2 separate regions of the Homo sapiens genome follow, and region 2 is linked to region 1. A link is a loop called in an ENCODE intact Hi-C map of the cell type or tissue named here. Cell type or tissue: mammary epithelial cell. All regions are shown on one strand.

Region 1 (4,000 bases):
AAAAGGCCTGACGGATCAACCTATTCCATAAAACTGCCTGCTCCAACTCATGTTCACAGTCTCCTTCCTTCCCTAGGAGTAGAGGAGACTTTGAGGAAAGCAGTCAAATACTCCACGGAAAAGAGTTATCCCTGTTCAATGGTTTTTGCTGAAATGGTGTCAAAATAAAGGAAAGTCCCTGGAAGGCCAAGAGGGGTGACTTAGAAAAGTAAAATGCAGTGACTTTTGTTAAGATGACTCAGCTGACCTGATCCTACCCCGCAAAGTAGGCTGGATTTGGGGAAAGAAATGAATCCCTGGAACTCAGAGCTGCGGGTAGAGGATTTCAAACAGAACCATTGCTAAATACAGGTTCCAGCACCAATGTCTCCCAAAGAGAAAGCAGTAGTGTTTTTTTGTTTTTTTGGTGTTTTTTTTTTCAGCTAAATCACACACACATTCCCTCTCTTTCTTCCCCTCTCTCATTGTTCATTAGCCTTCTTATTTGATGAAACCAGAAGCACCTGGATCCCCTAAAACTTCAGTCCCAGAAAGACAAAGGCAAACCCCCAGTCATTAGGTCCAGTGAAAACCAGACCTGTACATGCAAAGAGGAAGTGCCAAGGCAAGGGCCCTGCTAAGATTACGGGCTGTTAATAAGGAAAGACAGAAGCCAGAAGGTTTGATGTACAACTCCACAAGCAGAGGTTAAGGGGAGAGACGGGGCAAGCTCATTTGCAAACTTGGTCCTGTTTCATTAAGTGAGAGCAGAGACAGCCTGTCTCAGTCCAGCAGAGAAGGAACTCATTATCCATGTAGGGAGCAAGAGATAAGAATCTTTTAATAATTGCTGGGAATTTTTTTATTATGATGTGGAATGCCAATTTAGGCCTCTCCTCGCAGGCTGGATACAAACAGCCTCCTTGGGAGTTAAAGCCTCTCCCCCCTACCCAGCTGTGGTCATTAAGGACAAAGAGGAGAGAGACTGATGTTTGCTCTGAGAAAGGCCTGCTGCTCAGGGGTGCCCCGCTGGCTTCAGGAGCCAAGTCTCCACCGGACAACTCTGGCCTGGCTGTCCTGCCACCTCCAGAACTTTCCCAGAGCTGAGGCTTGTCATCCGAGACCCCGTTTCCCTACCTCCGGTTGTCCCTGCCTCTCCTCAAGATGTTCAGAGTATCTGCAAAGGGCTGAGCTGTGATTTCCTTTTGCTTTTAAAAACTTCATGTATAGGATCTAAACAGAAACTTTAGACAAGAAATACTTCCTATTCTAAAGGATTCACTGTCAAAATGAGTATAATGGAAACTAGGCAATTCTATTTAGGTTTTACCAAGACACCCTTGCCTACCAGAGATTGGGCTTGTTGTTTAAAAGGGAGCTTAGCAAAGGATTAGGTGTGTTTCCCAATCTGATGCATTTCTGCATCTCATCCCAATCTGATGAGAAACTGAAAGAGAAAGAGAATTAAAAGGGGAATGCTTTTTTTTATTAATGCAATTTGACCTCACAATTTGCAGAATGATCCAGATGGACGACTCTACCATTTGCAGGCCTCTGGTTGGAAGGCTGTGCAGGCACTGAATTAGAATCCTGTGTCCTGAGGCTGCATTTTCTCAGGCAGTGACTGTAGTTCTCCTCAAAAGCTGAGAAAAAGGGAAATCAAGGCCTAACTAGGCCTGCAAGTTGCTGATCCTCCAGTCATGGGCTGTGTTGGGGGCTCCCCTTTGATCCCACCCAGATGGGCTTTTAGCCTCAGCACTCCAAAGGATTTTCACAAGTGGGTCCTTAATGCTTTCTCCAGCTCGGTTCCTCCCTCTGCCCTGGCTCTGTACGGCCCTTCCCTTTTTTATCCCCTCCTCTCTCCCTGCATCATGCCTGGCAGGGTGGATGCTGAATGACAGTGATGGTGGGTTTTAAGTCTGAGGTGTCAGGGGCAATGAGGAGTCTTTGAGTCAGAAGGGCCTTGCTGTTTCCATCTCCACCAGCTAGGGCACCGTGCCCAGGGCCGGAGGCTCCGGGAGCTATCTGACTGTGAGCTCAGCGCCTGTTCCTTGGCTGGATTTCAGAGAGGCCTGAGGAAGTGAGGGGCGTTGCTGGCTCCCTGGTGGAATCTGTGCTGACAGCTCTCAGGCTTCGGCGGGTTCCTGGTGCACAGCAGACAGCAGCTCCAGGGCAGATGTGGCCGAGCAAGCTGCCCTGGGCCCTGCTAGCCTGCTCGCTGCTGCACTGCTAGTGTTGCCCCAAAAGCAATAACTCTATTAATAATCATCATCATCATCTAACAATCACAGCTACTGGGTATTGGGAGGCAACGGAGTGCTGCCCTGAAGAGCAGATGTCCCCAGGTTTAGTAATGTGTTGGCGACTTCCTAGCAATGTGACATTGGAGGAGTGGTTTAACATCTCTGAGCCTCGGTTTGCCATCTATAAGAATGGGTAAGTGCAGTACCTACCTGTGCTGAAATTCAAAGAGACAGAGAGAAAGCTGGCTGCAATCTAAATGCAGTAAGACACAGCAGGTGCAGGATAGGACAGATGAAGCTATGTGCTGACTATGAAGACACGTGACATGAGCCCAAGCTGCTCCCGCTCCTGTCAGTGAACCCTCCTAAGCCTTAGTTTCCTTAGCTAGTAAATGGGGATAATTATACCTCCCAAAGCTATTGAGAAAATGGAAATAATAGCTGTGAAATCTCCCATGAGGAGAATAAGAAATAAGTCCGGTTAATTTCGAAGAAAAAAAGAGAGGAAAGGGTGGAGTTGCAGGATGAAAGTCCTCCAATTTGACTTTCTAGGACCCATGTTTTTGGTCTCTGTCCAATTCCATGCCCCTAACCACAACTTCTCTCCCACACAGACCTGCTCTAACCTGGCGTGTCTCCACATGGGCATAAACCATTTGCAAAACTACCCAGCTTGTTTCTTCTCTCTGGAACGCGCATCTTTCTCCTTTCCATCAGCTGATCCCTTATATAAACCCCTACGTCACCACCTTCAAAGAGGCTTCCTTGACTGATTTTGAACGCTGCAATGAGCAGTGATTAATATTTTCACATAAAATAGCTTGTTGAGGTTTTACAAAGAGGTAGCACTGGAGGTGGCAGAGGTCTCCTGCTCATTGTGAACCTGAGCCAGAAGCCCTGATTATTGTAGGCTGGCTTCAGGGTTAACATCCAGATTGTTTTGTTGATCTGGTGTCTTTGAACTGAGGAAATTCTCCAATGGTGTGTTCTCAACTCCCATGAACACCAGAGATAAAACGTTGCAAGAGGAGGAGGCTTAGTTTAGGTACTTAGAGATTGAGGAGAAGAGAAAGAAGGCAATTTTCCTGGATCACTCAGGATGCATAACCATAGTATTCAAAATTAAATTTTGGAGACAGTGTTACTACCATCCTCATCTTGTGCACTCCAGACGTACACAAGCTCCTTAATTCCGCAGCCTCCATCCCTGTTTCTGGCTCCCCATATCTTGAGCCCTCTTTCCCGCAATCCTCAAATACCCGACTTCTGTTCTATCTTCAGGCTTCCATTTAAATGACCCTTCCTCCAAGAAGACTCCCTTGAATGCACTATAGAAAGTCAAGCAATCCTCATTATTTTCTCTCCCTACCTCCTATTAAATATTTTTGATAATACGTATTGCAATGCAAAATTATTTTATATTTCATAATTTTTACTGGGTTATATTTTTGTCTCTCCCTGTATAATAAGCATTTCATAATTTATCTTGCTTGTCACCATAGCTATAGTGTCTATAACAGGATTTGGTATCAATGAGTGTTTTTTGAATACATACGTGAGGGTCAAAAGAAGTTCTGAGTGGACTATAGAATGCTTTTCTTGAAGGGCTTCCTGAGAAAAAGAAGTCCATAAACTGCTCAAAGAACCTTGGTGACTTTATCTTTGCTCACTTTGCCTCTGCTTACTACTTTCAACCACAAATAATTGCCCCCAAATCAGGACCAGGGCAAAATTAAGCGTTGATAATGATTACTGATTAATCATGATTCCTTTTGTGC
Region 2 (4,000 bases), 49 kb after region 1:
GGGCAGGGCACAGACAAACAAAAAGACAGCAGTAACCTCTGCAGACTTAAATGTCCCTGTCTGACAGCTTTGAAGAGAACAGTGGTTCTCCCAGCACGTAGCTGGAGATCTGAGAACGGGCAGACTGCCTCCTCAAGTGGGTCCCTGACCCCTGACCCCCGAGCAGCCTAACTGGGAGGCACCCCCCAGCAGGGGCATACTGACACCTCACACGGCAGGGTACTCCAACAGACCTGCAGCTGAGGGTCCTCTCTGTTAGAAGGAAAACTAACAAACAGAAAGGACATCCACACCAAAAACCCATCTGTACATCACCATCATCAAAGACCAAAAGTAGATAAAACCACAAAGATGGGGAAAAAACAGAACAGAAAAACTGGAAACTCTAAAAAGCAGAGCGCCTCTCCTCCTCCAAAGGAACGCAGTTCCTCACCAGCAACGGAACAAAGCTGGATGGAGAATGACTTTGACGAGCTGAGAGAAGAAGGCTTCAGACGATCAAATTACTCTGAGCTACGGGAGGACATTCAAACCAAAGGCGAAGAAGTTGAAAACTTTGAAAAAAAATTAGAAGAATGTATAACTAGAATAACCAATACAGAGAAGTGCTTAAAGGAGCTGAAAACCAAGGCTCGAGAACTACATGAAGAATGCAGAAGCCTCAGGAGCCGATGCGATCAACTGGAAGAAAGGGGATCAGCGATGGAAGATGAAATGAATGAAATGAAGCGAGAAGGGAAGTTTAGGGAAAAAAGAATAAAAAGAAATGAGCAAAGCCTCCAAGAAATATGGGACTATGTGAAAAGACCAAATCTACGTCTGATTGGTGTACCTGAAAGTGATGGGGAGAATGGAAACAAATTGGAAAACACTCTGCAGGATATTATCCAGGAGAACTTCCCCCATCTAGCAAGGCAGGCCAACGTTAAGATTCAGGAAATACAGAGAACGCCACAAAGATACTCCTCGAGAAGAGCAACTCCAAGACACATAATTGTCAGATTCACCAAAGTTGAAATGAAGGAAAAAATGTTAAGGGCAGCCAGAGAGAAAGGTCGGGTTACCCTCAAAGGGAAGCCCATCAGACTTTGTTTTCTAATTCTGCAGTTTGGAAGATATAGTTCTGGTGCCTAAATACTGGAAATTCAGGAATTTGCTAAAGTTCTGTGGGAGAATGTTTTGAGAAAATTTAAGTGCATGATCATTGGATTACCTACTCTACTACAGACTTTATATGAGCCTCAGAAGATTTGTCTGTGAATACCACAGCCATAGCCTTGATCCTCATCGAGTTGGGAGTTTCATGAGATTGTGGAACTATACCTTGGTTCCTTTTCCATAAGATGGGACCAAGAAATATTTAAAACTAAAAACAGATGTCACCTCACCCAAGGGCTTTCCCTAAAAGATAAAATTAATGGATGGTGTAGTGATCAGTACTGTGGGTCCTAGTAGTCTAACTTAGGCCACTTAATATAATCTGTATTTAAAACTAAATTTGATATGAACTTTGGAGTCTTTAAAAACTATTTTTCTATTTAACCTTTTTGTCTCTGTTTTATCCTTGTTTTATAGTTGTAATTCTTTCTGAAAAGTTCTAAATTATTCTGGAGAACCAAAAGGAAGCAGGATTTTTCCCCCTTTTAAGTCAGGATAGACAGGGAAGCAATATGACTCTAGATAATTAACTTGGGAGTTCTGGCTGTCCTTGGGAGAGGGCCAGTGTCCCAGGAGGAAAGCCAGATGGGGTCAGAGACCTCAAACTGACAGATGTGGCAGTGGAGGGTTCCAGGAAGAAAGATCAGAGCTTGCCCAGAAAAGAGAGCCACTTGCCCAGATGCAAAACCCCAGAGGACTGAAGGTAAAGGCTTGTGCAGTATTTTGGCTGAGTCATGGGAGAAACTAGTCAGCAGCTAAGGTCAAGTTTAGGACAAAGAAACGCTGCACAAGGAGGCTGAGAAAGAAGAAACAGGATAGGGGAGAAGATGTCTGTAGGACCCTGAGGAGTAAGTAGTATCTATGTAATGCTTTTATTTAACCCTTTTTGTGGTCCTACCATGTATATAGAAATGTAACAATATATCCATATCTTGAAATTCAAAGAATTCTAGGAGCAGCAAATAAATTTGCCCCATTGTTTTTGTGTTATGGAGAAATAAAAACTAAAATTTGAAGAACAGAGAGTAAGACGAAACTGTCTGTGAAAACTGTCCAATCTTTCTCAAGTGTGTCATCACAATGTTAAGTTTCTTCTGGGTAACTTGCTGACCCAGAAGCAAAGGATAGTCTCAGGTATGACTCAGTCCTCTATGTCCGAGACAGCTGACACCCACTCACTTGAGAGAGGATGGAAGGCTTTATCCTGGAGACTTGTCTCATTTATGTAAGGGGTTTTGGACCACAGTTTATGTATTCTGATGATGTTTACAAAGTGCCTTTGTCTATGCTAATTTTTAAAAGACCTATTTAAATTACAATTCATATAAAGTTTATTGAATAGCACAATTTACCATGTTTGCCTGCTTTCTTCTTTAAAACAATGATGTTGCTTGTAATATTTTTATAATAACACTAAGCAACTAACGAGAACAACTCACACAAAATAATACCTTCTTTGGACCAGACTGACCTAAGCAATGAGGACACAGATGGAAAAGACATGTCAGAATTCCAACTAATAAATATAGAAGGAAAGATGAGATTAGAAAATCACCACTTGGCAACCACAAGAGTAATAATTGTTTCAGGCAAGGATCATCAATGGATGCTAAAATTAGTAGGTGAAAGTACTATGAGAAACAAGATATTTGCATAGTCTCAAAGTATTTCCCCACAAGATACTAATTAATTGCAAAGAGAAAAATAGTAACTTCACAGTGGAGAAGCCTGGCAGACACTCTTTTAATGAAGCAATTATAGTTAACATCACAAAAAAACAGGACAAATCAACATCATGTGCCTCATGATATGATGCACCGAGAAGGATACAGCATGACTTCTGTGGTTTTTCTGCCAAAGTTGCATGGTCTGAATATAATTATGAGGAAACCTCAGACAAACCCAAATTAAGAGACATTCTACTAAATACCCGGTCTCTCCTTTTCAAATGTGCCAAGTTTATAAAAGACAAAGAAAGGCTGAGGAACTGTTCCAGATTCAAGAGTAACAAAAGGACATGATGGATTAGACAGACATGGCAACTAAATACAACCTGTGAGTGTGGATAAGATCCTGGACTTGGAACCTTGGATTTAGTGGGACAACTAGTAAACTTTGAATAAGGCCTCTATTGACTAGTTAATAGTACTGAATCAATGTTAATTTCTTGATTTCGATCATTTAACTGTGATTACATAAGAAGATGCCCTTGATTTTAGGAAATTCGTACTGAAACATCTAGAGGTAAAGGAGTATCATGTGCAACCTTCATTTAAACATTTCATAATAAAGTGTGTATGTGTGTCTGTGTGTGTGTCTGTGTGTGTGTAGATAGGTGATAGGTAGATAGAAAGATAGAACGGTAAGCAAATGTAGTACATTTTTAAAATTTGCAGACAATCTAAGTAAAGGTCATATACTCTTTTAAATTTTTTCTATAATTCTGAAATTATTTTAAAACAAAAAGTGAACGATAATAACACATAGATAAAAAGAAAAAAAGACAGTCTCTGCCATCAAGGAGCTCACAGCCTCATGAAAACAGATGGGCAAGTCACCATAAAGACATAAATGTAGCTGAGCAAACTACAGAGTGTTATAAGGGCATGGAGGATAGGATATAATTTCTAGAAGTAAAAGAGAATAAAAATTGTCTAGGAAAGACAGTAAGTTTGAGTTAAGCAAATTCATTGTCTTCCTAGCCTTTAATAAATTATTTAGGCTCATAATTCTGAAAAGTCAAGTCAGTTGTTCTGTGTTGATACAAGAAAGGCTTTCGTTCATAGAACAATTTGTCTAAACCATCCACACATTCATCCATCCATTAACATGGCTGTAATAC

Evidence for each region. A loop is a pair of places that touch in the nucleus more often than their neighbours do. Peaks named below come from ENCODE experiments on the same cell type or tissue, not always from the same donor. Only the 100,000 strongest peaks of a DNase experiment are listed, where the experiment ranks them.
Region 2: a loop joins it to region 1, with 2.6 times the contacts of the local background. A loop is called at or near these places in 1 of 110 quality-filtered maps.

What each region holds. Positions count from the first base shown.
Region 1 is chr20:39,847,880-39,851,879 of GRCh38, reverse strand. No RefSeq gene overlaps it. Among named protein-coding and RNA genes, the nearest start is that of LINC01370, 150 kb to the left of the region's middle. In mammary epithelial cell, no CTCF peak of the experiment used is centred here; DNase peaks (open chromatin) are centred at 199 and 1,989.
Region 2 is chr20:39,798,584-39,802,583 of GRCh38, reverse strand. The region is part of intron 5 of LOC105372614 (a long non-coding RNA gene); the gene reads right to left. Among named protein-coding and RNA genes, the nearest start is that of LINC01370, 200 kb to the left of the region's middle. RefSeq lists an enhancer at 1,060-2,259. In mammary epithelial cell, no CTCF peak of the experiment used is centred here; DNase peaks (open chromatin) are centred at 1,883 and 2,283; H3K27ac peaks cover 1,244 bases.